Regions from separate parts of the Homo sapiens genome. Here region 1 is linked to region 2. A link is a contact called in ENCODE Hi-C or POLR2A ChIA-PET data. All regions are on one chromosome and are shown on one strand. The core of a region is the stretch at or near the end of the contact, and the rest is flanking DNA. Distances in the headings are between cores, read along the strand shown. Region 1 holds the start of KMT2D (lysine methyltransferase 2D). Region 2 holds the start of WNT1 (Wnt family member 1).

What was found. Hi-C counts contacts between places; a loop is a spot of excess contacts on that map. ChIA-PET counts read pairs that join two places held with the same protein, here RNA polymerase II (POLR2A). Pooled maps may share reads with other maps.
Region 1: a pooled map shows a loop between it and region 2 (2.1-fold over the local background). The contact joins the promoter of KMT2D here to the promoter of WNT1 in region 2. A Hi-C loop is called at or near these places in 6 of 50 pooled maps. POLR2A ChIA-PET finds 5 or more read pairs at or near these places in 5 of 52 experiments (A549, AG04450, CD4-positive, alpha-beta memory T cell and 2 more).

The regions. Positions count from the first base shown.
Region 1 is chr12:49,059,148-49,065,360 of GRCh38, reverse strand. KMT2D (lysine methyltransferase 2D) reads left to right here and starts at 4,567. Exons shown (of 55, transcript NM_003482.4): 1 at 4,567-5,748. RHEBL1 (RHEB like 1) reads left to right here. Exons shown (of 8, transcript NM_144593.3): 7 at 1-11; 8 at 169-685. The coding sequence ends at 258. RefSeq lists an enhancer at 4,500-4,749 and silencers at 4,800-5,419, 5,581-5,875.
Region 2 is chr12:48,974,790-48,980,472 of GRCh38, reverse strand. WNT1 (Wnt family member 1) reads right to left here and starts at 2,151. Exons shown (of 4, transcript NM_005430.4): 1 at 1,719-2,151; 2 at 752-1,005; 3 at 1-49. The coding sequence starts at 1,822. It also overlaps the pseudogene RNU6-940P. RefSeq lists enhancers at 12-613, 614-1,213 and a silencer at 2,097-2,466.

The DNA.
Region 1 (6,213 bases), core at 3,318-5,817, 82 kb before region 2:
GAGAGAATCAGGTGCTGGGCCTGAAGACTAGAAGGGTGGTGATGGTAGCTGTGTTTTCCTTATTGTACTGCTTGGTGGTGGGAATGTTGCGGGAATGGGGCTTTCACCCCAGAGCTGGGTGGTATTGGCACTGAACTGACTTTTGCCCTGAATCCTCTCCTCTTATAGCTGACTCAAGGCATCTTCACCAAAGTCATCCAGGAGATTGCCCGTGTGGAGAATTCCTATGGGCAAGAGCGTCGCTGCCATCTCATGTGAGCCCTTGGGTGTGGGGTAACTGCCTTGCTTCTGCCCCCGGCACTTGCCATGTTCCAGTGGGGGGCAGATCCTCAGGACTTCACGGGTATGGTTGCCAGCTGTGTTCCTGGCCCCTGGACACACAGTGTGGCATCCTCATGTTTGCACACTTTCCCCAGGCTCCAGTGGCCTGGATGTCAATGTTTACAAAGGGGCAAGGACCTCTCATGGACACTGGCCTCTAGCCCTCTGTTTTTGTTTGATGAATTCTGTTATAACCTATGGGGTCAGGATATGAGTCCTGGGCATTATTTATCCAGGACCCATCCTCTTGGGTGGGTTTTGGGTGTTGGCTGGGTAAGGGGAGCCGGGGACTTCTGAAATAGAGCTGGCTCCCTGGGGTGACAATGTATATATGCAAATAAATTGAGAAATCTTTTGTTGTTGACTTCTTTTTCGTGTGTGTGTGTGAGACGGAGTTTCACTCTGTTGCCCAGGCTGGAGTGGTGCAGTGCTGCAATCTTGGCTCGCTGCAACCTCCGCCTCCCAGGTTCAAGCAGTTCTCCTGCCTCAGTCTTCTGCAGGCACCCGCCACCATGCCTAGCTAACTTTTTTATTTTTAGTAGAGATGAGGTTTCACCTAGGCCAGGATGGTCTCGAACTCCTGACCTTAAGTGATCCACCCACCTCAGCCTCCCAAAGTGCTGGGATTACAGGCGTGAGCCACTGCCCCCGGCCTTATTTTATTGTTGACTTCTATGTATCTAGTGAGAGCTCAGAGCCAAGATCTCTTTTTCCAAGGAGTGATGGCTGTGGTCTTTGGTGGGATATCTTTCCTCCTACCTTGTTCCTATTCCTTATTCCTCACTTATTAAGGACCATTATCCTAAGATTTACTACTTGCCTTTCCCACCTTTCTATTCTGCTGGGTTCCTCATATACTAAGTCCAGTTGGCTGCCACTCCCATCCAAGTTTTGTAGCCTTTCAAGATCCCCTTAATTACAGAAACACCACCCTCTAGTGGCCAACTGCAACATGCTGACCTAGCTGTCTTCCTGGGGCCTCGGCATTTGCTTGGATTCAAAGATGATGGGGTTTCAGGAGAAGAAAGGAAGCCCCTCATTCCTAATGATGTAAGAATTGAGAAGGAGTGTAGAGGCAGAGACTAAAGTGTTGTGAAGACTTTGACTTCCCAAGAGTGTTGAGTAAAGTAAGAAATAATGCCTCCGGTGCATATCAGTCCCCTGGCCCTCCATGTCCCCAGTGTCTTCCATTAAAATGGCCGTTCTTTGCTGTTTTCATACCTTTAATCTTTTTGTACTTTTTACACCTTTGGTGGTGTGCTACTTTTTTTTAGGTGTCAAAGGCTATTGGTTCTGCTTTTATGGGCCTACCGCCTCAATGAATTGATATTTCAGCTAGGAAAGTTTGGTCCTGTTTGCCTCTGCTTTTCTTGATCCCCACCCTCCCACCAGCCTGATTGCCTAACTAGTCTAATACCTCCTCCAAGGATGTGTAAGGGTTATTTGAATGGTAGATCTTCACAGAGAAGGTACAGACCTCTTCTGACAACTGGGGGAGCCCGAGGTACCCTATCAATGTACTTACTTGGGAAGGATTGACAAAACCTAGATGTGATTTTTAGCTGTGACTTTGTCAGTGCCTGGCTCCAGGCTTACAGTTGGGGATATGGCTTGTCATGCTGATTTTCAAAAGTCCTGACAGCTGCTTTTGCTTTTCTGATCCAGAATCTAAAAAGAAATAAGGGCTGCTAGAAGAAACATACTCCAAACAACAATCTCACTGGCTTAGGAGGTTCTTCTGGTAGGTCACCACTGTCTCTCCTTATGTTAAAATTAAGTCTTTTTGCACATCTGACCTGGGATACTCATTACATGAGCCTACCTTCCTGCTGCCATTTTCATGAGGTCTGGGGTAGACTTAGAAACATCTAAAGTTTTCTAGTTTATCAATAATCTCAAGGCCTGGGGACAGTAGTGATAGTGGTTAATAGCTCCTCCACTTAGCTGTGTGGCCTTGGGCGGTCACTTAACTTCTCAGAGCCACCATTTCTCATTTATGAAGAGTGGCTAAGTGTGCTTCATAGAGTTGAGATGAAAATTAAACGAGGTAATATATGCAAAGCTTACTACAGTTCTTCACACATAATAAGTCCTTAAGAAATAGTGGGGTGGTGGCTGGGTGCAGTGGCTCACGCCTGTAATCCCAGCACTTTGGGAGACCAAAGCGGGTGGATCACCTGAGGTCAGGAGTTTGAGACCAGCCTGGCCAACGTGGTGAAACCCCATCTCTACTAAAAATAAATTAGCTGGGTGTGATGGTGGGCGCCTGTAATCCCAATTACTAGGGAGGCTGAGGCAGGATAATCGCTTGAACCTGGGAGGCGGAGGTTGCAGTGAGCCGAGATCGCGCCATTTCACTCCACCCTGGGCGACAAGAGCGAAACTCCATCTCAAAAAAAAAAAAAAAAAAACCAAAATAGTAGGTGGCTATCTGTGTTATTACTGGAGGTCTTTCTGGTGAGGGTCTACCTCTCCCTGCCTCTGGGTGCAAACCTGGGAGGGGCCTTCCATTTTCCAACTTGTTTCTTGGTTAACTTATTCTATTGTAATTAAAACAAGTGTGGGATCACTGCTGGAGTTTTTTTTGCTCAAATATGTGTGAATGGTCAGTGCAGAAAACATGATGCCAATGTGTGGCTGGAAGAGGACAAACCTAGTCCTGATCCCTCCTATTACTCTTACCAGTAGGGATTAAGGTCTCCTGCACTGTCTAATATAAAAGCATCACCTCACATGTGGCTATTTAATTTCATTAAAATAAAAAGTTCCTTACTTGTACCACCTGCATTTCAAAGTGCTCGAGAGCTGCATGTGGTTGATGGCTACCATATTAGATAGTGTAGATTTAGTCCATTTCCATCACTGTAGAAAAGTTCTGTTGGGACCGGGCGCGGTGGCGCATGCCTGTAATCCCAGTACTTTGGGAGACCAGGGCGAGCGGATCACGAGGTCAGGAGTTCGAGACCAGGCTGGCCAACATAGTGAAACCCTGTCTCTACTAAAAATACAAAAAAGTAGCCGGGTCTGGTGGTGTGCGCCTGTAATCCCGGCTACTAGGGAGGCTGAGGCAGGAGAATCGCGTGAACCAGGGAGGCGGAGGTTGCAGTGAGCCGAGATCGCACCACTGAACTCCAACCCGGACGACAGTGCGAGACTCTGTCTCAAAAAATAAAAAAAGTTCTCTTGGACAGCATCGTAAACCCTTTCCTCACAAAGCTGGCATTGGATCGAATCTGCCTGCCTCTTTCTCCACATCTTCTTTTAAAAAAACGTAGTATAATTATTTGTAATCCTAGGAAAAACGTGGCCTTTGGTTTGAATAATGGCTCAACTTCTCACTAGATGTAGTTCTGTGGGCAATTTTACCTATTGTAGCCTTAATCTTCATCTGTAATATGGAGATAATTCCATGTAACTCATAATGAAGGCGAGGAATAACTAAGAATATATAAAGTATCTGGACATAGTTAATTTGTCTCCTTTTGTCCACCCCATGTGTGCGTTGATGCAGAAGAGGCATTCCAATGTTTTCTCATCCAGACTTATGGTGGGGGGGTGGTGCCTGCAAAGAGTATGTTTTGCGATCTTGTCCAGGACAGTACTCCGGCCAGGTAGCAGCGAGGCTACCTCAGTTTACTAAAAAAGGGACACGGGTACTGAATATCTGGAAGGACTGGAGGTGGGAGTGGGGGCACCCTGAAAAGGGAGGCTCTACCTTTATGTTTCGATGGGGAGGTGTGTATAGTGACTGTGTGGGCACCGACAGTCCTTCCTCACACGGGGGACTGGGAGTCAGGAGGAACGACTAGGGACTCGTCCAGTTTTCTTCGGGTCCCCAAACGTGGCAAGAGTCCACCCTCTGCAGCGCCAGGCGCCGTACCTCACTTTCTCCATTTGCGGACTCCAGTTCCCAGGATGCTGAGCAGCGGCCAATCTCCTGGCTCTTCTTCCATCCCCCTCCCGGGAAAGACTGCCCCTGGCCAAAGCAAGGGGCAGTTGGAACTTCAGGGACCAACGACTGCAAGGGTATGGAATTAGACAGCGGCCAGAGTCCTAGTTTCGCGGCCTGGGCGGTAAATGAGGCGGCTCCAGGGCCGCGGCGGAGAGGAGGGGGGCTTCGTTCCCACGTGTCTGCCCTGCTGCCGGCCCGGCGCGGTCGGGGTTAACCCGGAGCGGAAGGATCCCGCAGCGTGTGCGTAGAACTGCAGAGTCACAGCCTTTCCTCCGAGAGGGCGGGATCCCTCCGCCGCTCCGCTCCAACACAAAATAGGGCCGCCTCTTCTCCTTTCTCCCCCTCTCGAGTGGGGTGCCCCGGGCAAAAGGCCCCCCCGGATCTAGCGCCGAAGGCTTCACGAATCTTCACGACCGCTGCCCAGCTCTTGGGCCAGGAAATAGCCCCTTCGCAGGAACCACCCTACCGGCCGAACAGGAGGCGGAGGGGGGGAGGCGGAGCGGCGCCGCGCTGCACTACTTTCCTCTCCGGTTGCAAATGGCTGCCTCGTTCCCCACTTTCCGCTCAGTTTCCTGACCCCCCGGTGCCGGGAGCCGGGGTTGGGCCATGCACCTCTAGGCCGCCTGCGATCACAGTCAGCCGGGGGTCGAGGGGGTGCCACCGACCAGAGCCGGCCAGGCCGGGGGCGGGGCAGCTCCCGAGGCCAGAGGGGAAGGGAGGCGAGCGCAGGGCCTGGAGCGGCCGGAGGGGAGCGGGCAGAGGGCTCGCACCGCCCGCCCCTTCCTTTTCCTCGCCTACCTAGCCTCCTCCCTTCCCCGGGGGGAGCAGAAGGTGGGGGGCTCGAAGCCGCCGAGGGTGAGCGCTCGGGGTCGAGAAGCCCGGCGCTGGGTGTGTGTCAGGTTCAGCCCCGCGGCCCCGCCGGCCCCGCGTCGCCGTAGCTCGCGCGGCCCCGGGCGCCGGCCGGGGCGGGGAGAGGGGCTCGGCGCTCCTGCGAGGGTCTCACGTTCCATCCGGGCCAGGCGCGGGGCGGCGCGGCATTCCTTCCGGGCTGCTGGGGAGGCGCCTCGACGTTCCATCTGGAGAGCCTCGACGTTCCGCCCGAGCCCGGCGCGGGCGGCCGGGGCGCTGGCCGGGCCCTAGGACTGAGAGGCCGCCCGGCGACGCGGATGCGGAGCCTGCTCGCCCAAGATCAAAGCCACCGGTGCTCTCTTTGTGTCCGCTCGGGATTCGCCGCCCTGGGGCTGTCCATGGAAACCTAAACTGCTGGAACCTGAGGCAGAGAACCCCTCTTTGGCTTCTTGCTGTTTTTTTGTGGGGGGAGGGTGGCCACTCCGACCTGGATTTACCGTTCTTGGCCCCCCTAAGCCCCCCCGTGCGGGGGGCGGCTGTGATCGCTCTGGCGGTTGGAGGTCGGGGAGCGGCCCGGGCTCTGGCCATGTTCTCGGATGAGGATTTCTGGATCGCCCTGTGAAGAGGTGAGTGAAGTCCGCCCGGCCAGGGCCCAGAAAGGGTTGGACTGGGGGCACAGCCAGATGGACTATCTTAGCCGGAGCTGGCCTTTAGGTTGGAGAAGGGGGTGCCAGAGCTGGGGAGCGTTCCTTTGGCAGGGTCTGTCAAGGGAACCTGAGCCAGTCACCAGGGCAGAACTGAGGCCTGGTGTCTTGGGGTGTGCCTCTTTAAAGACTGGGGGTTCAGGGAACCACGGGAGTTTGGGAACCTGGCCAGATAGCCTCTCTGCCTGTTTATTTTTGTGTTGGGGGAGCTCGACTAAACTAGGACCCGGGCCCTGATGCCAGCACCAATCCCAGGCTGCTGCTTCTCCCCTCAGGGTTCCTTGTGGGCCTTGGGACAGAGCAACTTGGGATGGTGGGGGAGGGTGTCACTGCCAGGTCAGACTTATGCCAGTTGGACTTTAAGGTTGTTCCTACCGAGTTGGGCAC
Region 2 (5,683 bases), core at 902-3,401:
GTGACCCCGGCGGAGGTGATAGCGAAGATAAACGCCGTTTCTCGACAGCCTGTGGGAGAAGGGAGCGGGGATCAGCGAGGGGGTACGCGGGGCGCGGCCAGCACCCTCATGAAGGGCTTGGGACCGGAATCCCACCCCCGACTCCGCACTTTGAGTCCTGAGAGCCAGGGCCGGCAGTGCTGGAAAGCTGGTCTCTAGGGCTAGTAGAGAAAGCAGGTGCGTGGGCACGCAGCCACGTCCACGGGCGTAATCACACCTTACTGGGAGATTCTAGGGCGCATTTTGGCTCGATAGCGGAAGTGGAGCAGCCCCAGAGAGACAAACCGAAGAGAGGGGAGCGGAAGAACCATACATCCCCAAGACTTCTTCGCAGCCCAAAACTTTCGGCCCATTTTGGCGGTGCAAGCCTTGCTGGGCGAGAGGCCAGACACACGCCTGCAGAGAGCAGCTTCCCAGGCGCTTTTGAGAGAGGCTGGGGGAAAGCGGCGGTCAGCCGGCGTCCGCGACCCGAAACTTTCTTTATCTGGGGCAGTAGCTCAGAAAAGTTAAGCTTCGTTTCCAGGGTGCACGGCTGGAAAACGCCTGGTAGAAGTCTGGCCCCGAGCTGGCGCTGGGCACGAGGCACTTGGCAAGGTTGATTGTGTGACCCTCCAGGCGCCTGGGACACCTTCTCTGAACTCGCCCGCCCATGCCCTGGGGGTGACCCCGCGTTTCCCCTGCTCCCGGAAGCGTCGCCTTCCTGGGCACCCACCTCGGTTGACGATCTTGCCGAAGAGGTGGGGCCCTGGAGCAGTGGGACAGTTCCAGCGGCGATTCCGGAACTGCCACTTGCACTCGCGCACGGCACTCTGCAGCCCCCCACTCACGCTGTGCAGGATCCCCGGATTTTGGCGTATCAGACGCCGCTGTTTGCGGCTCAACAGCTGCAGACTGGGCTCGAGTACCAGTTGCAGACTCTTGGAGTCTGTAAGCAGGTTCGTGGAGGAGGCTACGTTCACAATACCCCTGGTGGGACGTATGATAGCTCAGGCTCAGGAAGGGGATCCGCACCCTAACCATAAAAACTGTGCCACCCGGTCCTCTTCCTGGGGGTATGTGGCTGGAGAGAATGGCGGGAGATTAATAATACCCGCTCTCCCAGGCTCACTAATTTGAAAGAACTGGGCGTCCAGACTTGTGTGTGCCCAGTAGTCCCAGGGCTGCTCGCCTGAGCCCTAGGTCCGGAGACTGGACAGAGGAGGTACCCGGAGACCGAGTGTCTACCTTGGATCTCCGAGCCTCTTCCGGTCAGCCTGAGCGAGATAATCATGGCCTGCAGTTCTTGCCCACCCAAGGCGTGAAATGCTTAGGAGTCCCACCCTCTTCTCCCCTCCTTTCTAGGCGAACTCCTGGCCCTTCACTTCCCGAGGTGGGGAAACCTGTGGTGAGCCACCGCCGTGAGGCTGGAGTTGGCGCTCAAAGGGGAAGGGCGGTGCTAGATGAGAGTGGGCTCCCTGCCTGGGGTATCTTAGGCCTCCGCGGGCGGATCATTCGCCCCACTTGTACAGAGCTGGAGTCTGGGGCAGTTTCATGCCAGATCGCCCTTCGGTGTCGCGGAGGGAAGTCAGAGCGGGGAGGGAGCCTGTCGGCAGACGGATCCCAGAGCGTGGGAGCTGGGTAGGGTTGGCCCCTGGCTCTGTGCCGCGGGACAAGTGGCGACCCCGCACCAGCTCACTTACCACCATCGGCCACTGCTGTTGGCAGCCAGGGCTGCGGGCAGAGCGGCCAGCGCCAGCAGCAGCGTAGCAGAAACCCAGCCAGGCAACAGCGCCCAGAGCCCCATGGCCTGCCTGGCTTTGCCCGCTCTGTGCTGCAGTTGCGGCGACTTTGGTTGTTGCCCGCGACGGTGGGACGGGACGCGGCGGTGGCGGCAGTGGCGAGAGTTCGCAGTCTGGCTTTAACAACCCTGGGGGCGGGCGGCGGACAGCATGGCTCGCGGTCCCGGCTGGTGGGCTGAGGCGGCCACGGCGGGCGGCACCGCCTCTTATAGTTGCGGCGCTGGCTGAAGTGACGGGAGGAGGCTGCCCCTCCGGGCCGCACTGTGGCACCAGGGCGCACCGGTTAGGGGCGCAGACAATGGGCAGCGAGCGGGGCTGTGGTTCCCGCCCGTCTGAGCCGAGAGCTGACGGGTTGGCCGTCGGGGCTCACCCCCGCCCCCTGCCCGGTGGCCCCCGCCTCCGGGCCTGCACTGGCCGCGGACCCCTCCCCTTGGGACACCCTCCCACGCGCGCCCGCCTCACTCAGCTGAGCGTCCGGAGCCCGTCGAGGACTAGCATCCGCCAGGGGGCGCGGCGAGAGTGTGCTGCGGGGAGAGCCCGCCAGGGGCCCAGCCCGCCTCGCCGCCCGCGGTGGGGTTGTCCCCTCGACGTCACCCCGGGCCCCTCCGACGTCCCCTCTCTCCCCCATCCTGAGTGTCGGAAGGAAAGCTGTGGTTCTGGGCAGCGACTCCGGGGAGATGCTTAACCGCCCAGGAACCCCCGATGGCTGGACAGAGAAGGAAAAAGGGGAGACGGGGGCGTGAGTGCGGCTGTGGTCAGGGAAATCCCGGGGATGAGTTGTGGGGGTGAGCTAACCAAAAGGAGCCTAGCGGTGGAGAGAAACCTAAAGCAACAGGCAGTTTGCTCATGTGCGCCAGAAGAAGCGCACAAGTGGCTGTGTGTGTGTGTGTGTGTGTGTGTGTGTGTGAAGTGGAACAACGTGAATATGGGTGGGAGTGAGAATGTGCTGTGTTCTGAGGGTGCATCCTCCTGTGTGTTGGTACGTGCAGAAACTCCTTGTTCTGACGAAGGATGTTAGGAAACTTTCCAAAGAATTTTGGAATTTAGCTCAAGTCAGAAAAGGTCATGGAGTCACCTTGTCACAGTCACCGCCTGGGGCAGTGTGTCAGGAAGGAGGTGGCAACTGTCGACAGGAGACTCAGAAGCATGATTGAGGGATGCAGAGTGTCTGGACTGTGTGTGGAGTGGGTGGATGAGCATGTGCATGGGAAGATTAAATATGTGTGTATGCGTCATTCTGTTGCCCTTTGTACCTCGTGGCATCCTATGGCGTGTCACACTGTGGTATGTGTCAACCAGTGCATGTCATTGGGGGAGAGAGCCGAGCCTACAACCAAGATGGTATTGAGGTGAACCCAGCCTGGAGTGGCTAAGTCTCTGAGGCCTAGGCTCAGAAAGGATGGGAAATGGTGCGGATGTCCACTGTATGTATGGTGATGGAGAGGACTGGGAAGACAAGGGTTGCTGGCTACATTGAACCTAGATGAGGAAACTTGTGCCTCCATGTGTTTGCTTCTCTTTGGATGTTTCTGCCAAGTTTCTGTCTTTCCCTAAAGCTCTAGTTCCCACCACACTGGGATACCCAGAGTGCCTGTGACCATCTCATCCATTGTACACTTTTCTCTTCTCTCCCAGGGACTCCTACTCAGCTTCAAGGCCATTTAGGCCTCCTATTGAAGAAGTGACAGGCTGGGCGCGGTGGCTCATGCCTATAATCCCCGCACTTTGGGAGGCCGAGGCAGGTGGATCATGAGGTCAGGAGATCGAGACCATCCTGGCCAACATAGTGGAATCCCATCTCTAATAAAAATACAAAAATTAGCTGAGTGTGGTGGCGCACACCTGTAGTCCCAGCTACTCAGGAGGCTGAGGCAGGAGAATGGCTTGAACCCGGGAGGTGGAGATTGCAGTGAGCCGAGATCACGCCATTGCACTCCAGTCTGGGCTACAGAGCAAGACTTCATCTGAAAAAAAAAAAAAAAGTGGCTGCTTTTCCCTATATGGGGAATAGGGGGCACTGCCAGCCTGGTTATCATGCCCCACCACCACACACATGGCCCCTGGAAGGAGGGAAGATCTCTTCTCTCTCCCCATTTTGCAGAATTAAAAATAGATCAGGCACTTGTCCAAGGTCCACGTCTAATAAATGAATCAATGGTAGAGCCAGATTAAAACCCAGACCAATTTGACTCAAAGCCCATGCTCTTTCGACCTTACCAGCTGCTTGCCAGTGTGCAGCAATTACAGGCTGGGAACCCTTCTCAAAATTGATGGGTAAAAATAATTTTTTGGGCCTTTCTGCCTCCCTTTTGAGTTCTAGCTCTCATTTTTTTCATCTCCCTTGTCTTTTAGGATGCCTTCTGACTGAGAAATTTCCCCAGGCCTGAACCTAAAGTCTCAAGTCCCAGAAATGACTAGGATTCCCTTCTAAGGCAGGGAAATCACTCTAAGGAATAAATGCCAGGTAAGTTTCATTAATATTCCCGGGCACTTGTGTTTTAAATGAGATGCATATTAACCCAAATGAAGCCTGATGGAAGTTATTTTAGAAAGAAATGTCCTTCTTTCCCTTTTTTCTTCCCTTTTGCCCAGCCTAGTATATCTGGCCCTTCCAAGGATCCACCCCAGAGGGAAAAGGTGTAGTGGTCCAGCACCCTCCGTAGATCCAAAAGCCAGTAGTCCCTGCAGAGAGCACCCAGCATAGATAGCTCAAGTAAATGGACAATGTATCACGGGGAGCCTGTCCTTTATCCCTTATGAGTTTCTTCCCACTGGGGCCTGGGTCACATCTTTTGGCCTGGTGGATTGATACAACACCGTGAGGGTGGGAGGCTGGCTGGAAAATATGGAAGCCCTGTCTTTGACGACTGTTGTCAAGCAGAGGTGGGAAGAGAGGAAAGGAGCCACTGTGCTTTGTTCCAACATTCCACACACCAGGAGTAGGGGGCAAGAGGGTAAGGCCCCTAGATCTGGGTCACACTGTTTATGACCTGGCTGACATTTCTTTTTCAAAATATGAAATGCTTCACAAATTTGCATGTCATCCTTGTGCAGGGGCCATGCTAATCTCTATATCATTCCAATTTTAGTATATGTGCTGCCAAAACAAGCACCCAACTTTCTATTTAGATCAAATAATCATGATATCAACTGTCCCCTCTTTCTTTCCTGCATCATCCACTTATCTCTCTCCTGGAACATACACATAAGCATGCAGACATGCTGCAATAGTACCCATCTGAAAAACCCAAAAACTTCATTAGACCCCACATTACTGCCCAAGATTGCTCCATTTCAGTGCTCCATTTTACTGCAAAAATCAAAAGGGTTGATTTAATTACTAGAGCCAATTTCTTTCTTTCTTTCTTTCTTTTTTTTTTTTTTTGAGACGGAGTTTTGCTCTTGTTGTGCAGACTGGAGTGCAGTGGTATGATCTCGGCTCACTGTAACCTCCACCTTCCGGTTTCAAGCGATTCTCCTGCCTCAGCGTACCGAGTAGCTGGGATTACAGGCGCCCACCAACACTCCCACCTAATTTTTGTATTTTTAGTAGAGGTGGGGTTTCACCATGTTGGCCAGGCTGGTCTCGAACTCCTGACCTCGTGATCTGCCCACGTCGGCCTCCCAAAGTACTGGGATTACAGGCATGAGCCACTGCGCCCAGCCCAGAGCCATCTTTCCTAAAACAGAAGTCTGATTAGTTCATTTCTCTGCTCAAAATTTTCCAGCGAGACCCCATGTCACTCAAAGTAAAGGGGCCTCCTTCCTAGCCCTCCAGCTTCATTGCCTACCACTCTCTTCCTTGCGAATTTCTCCCCACTAGCCTCACTGGCCTCTTTTCTAATCCTTTGAACCAAGCATGCTCC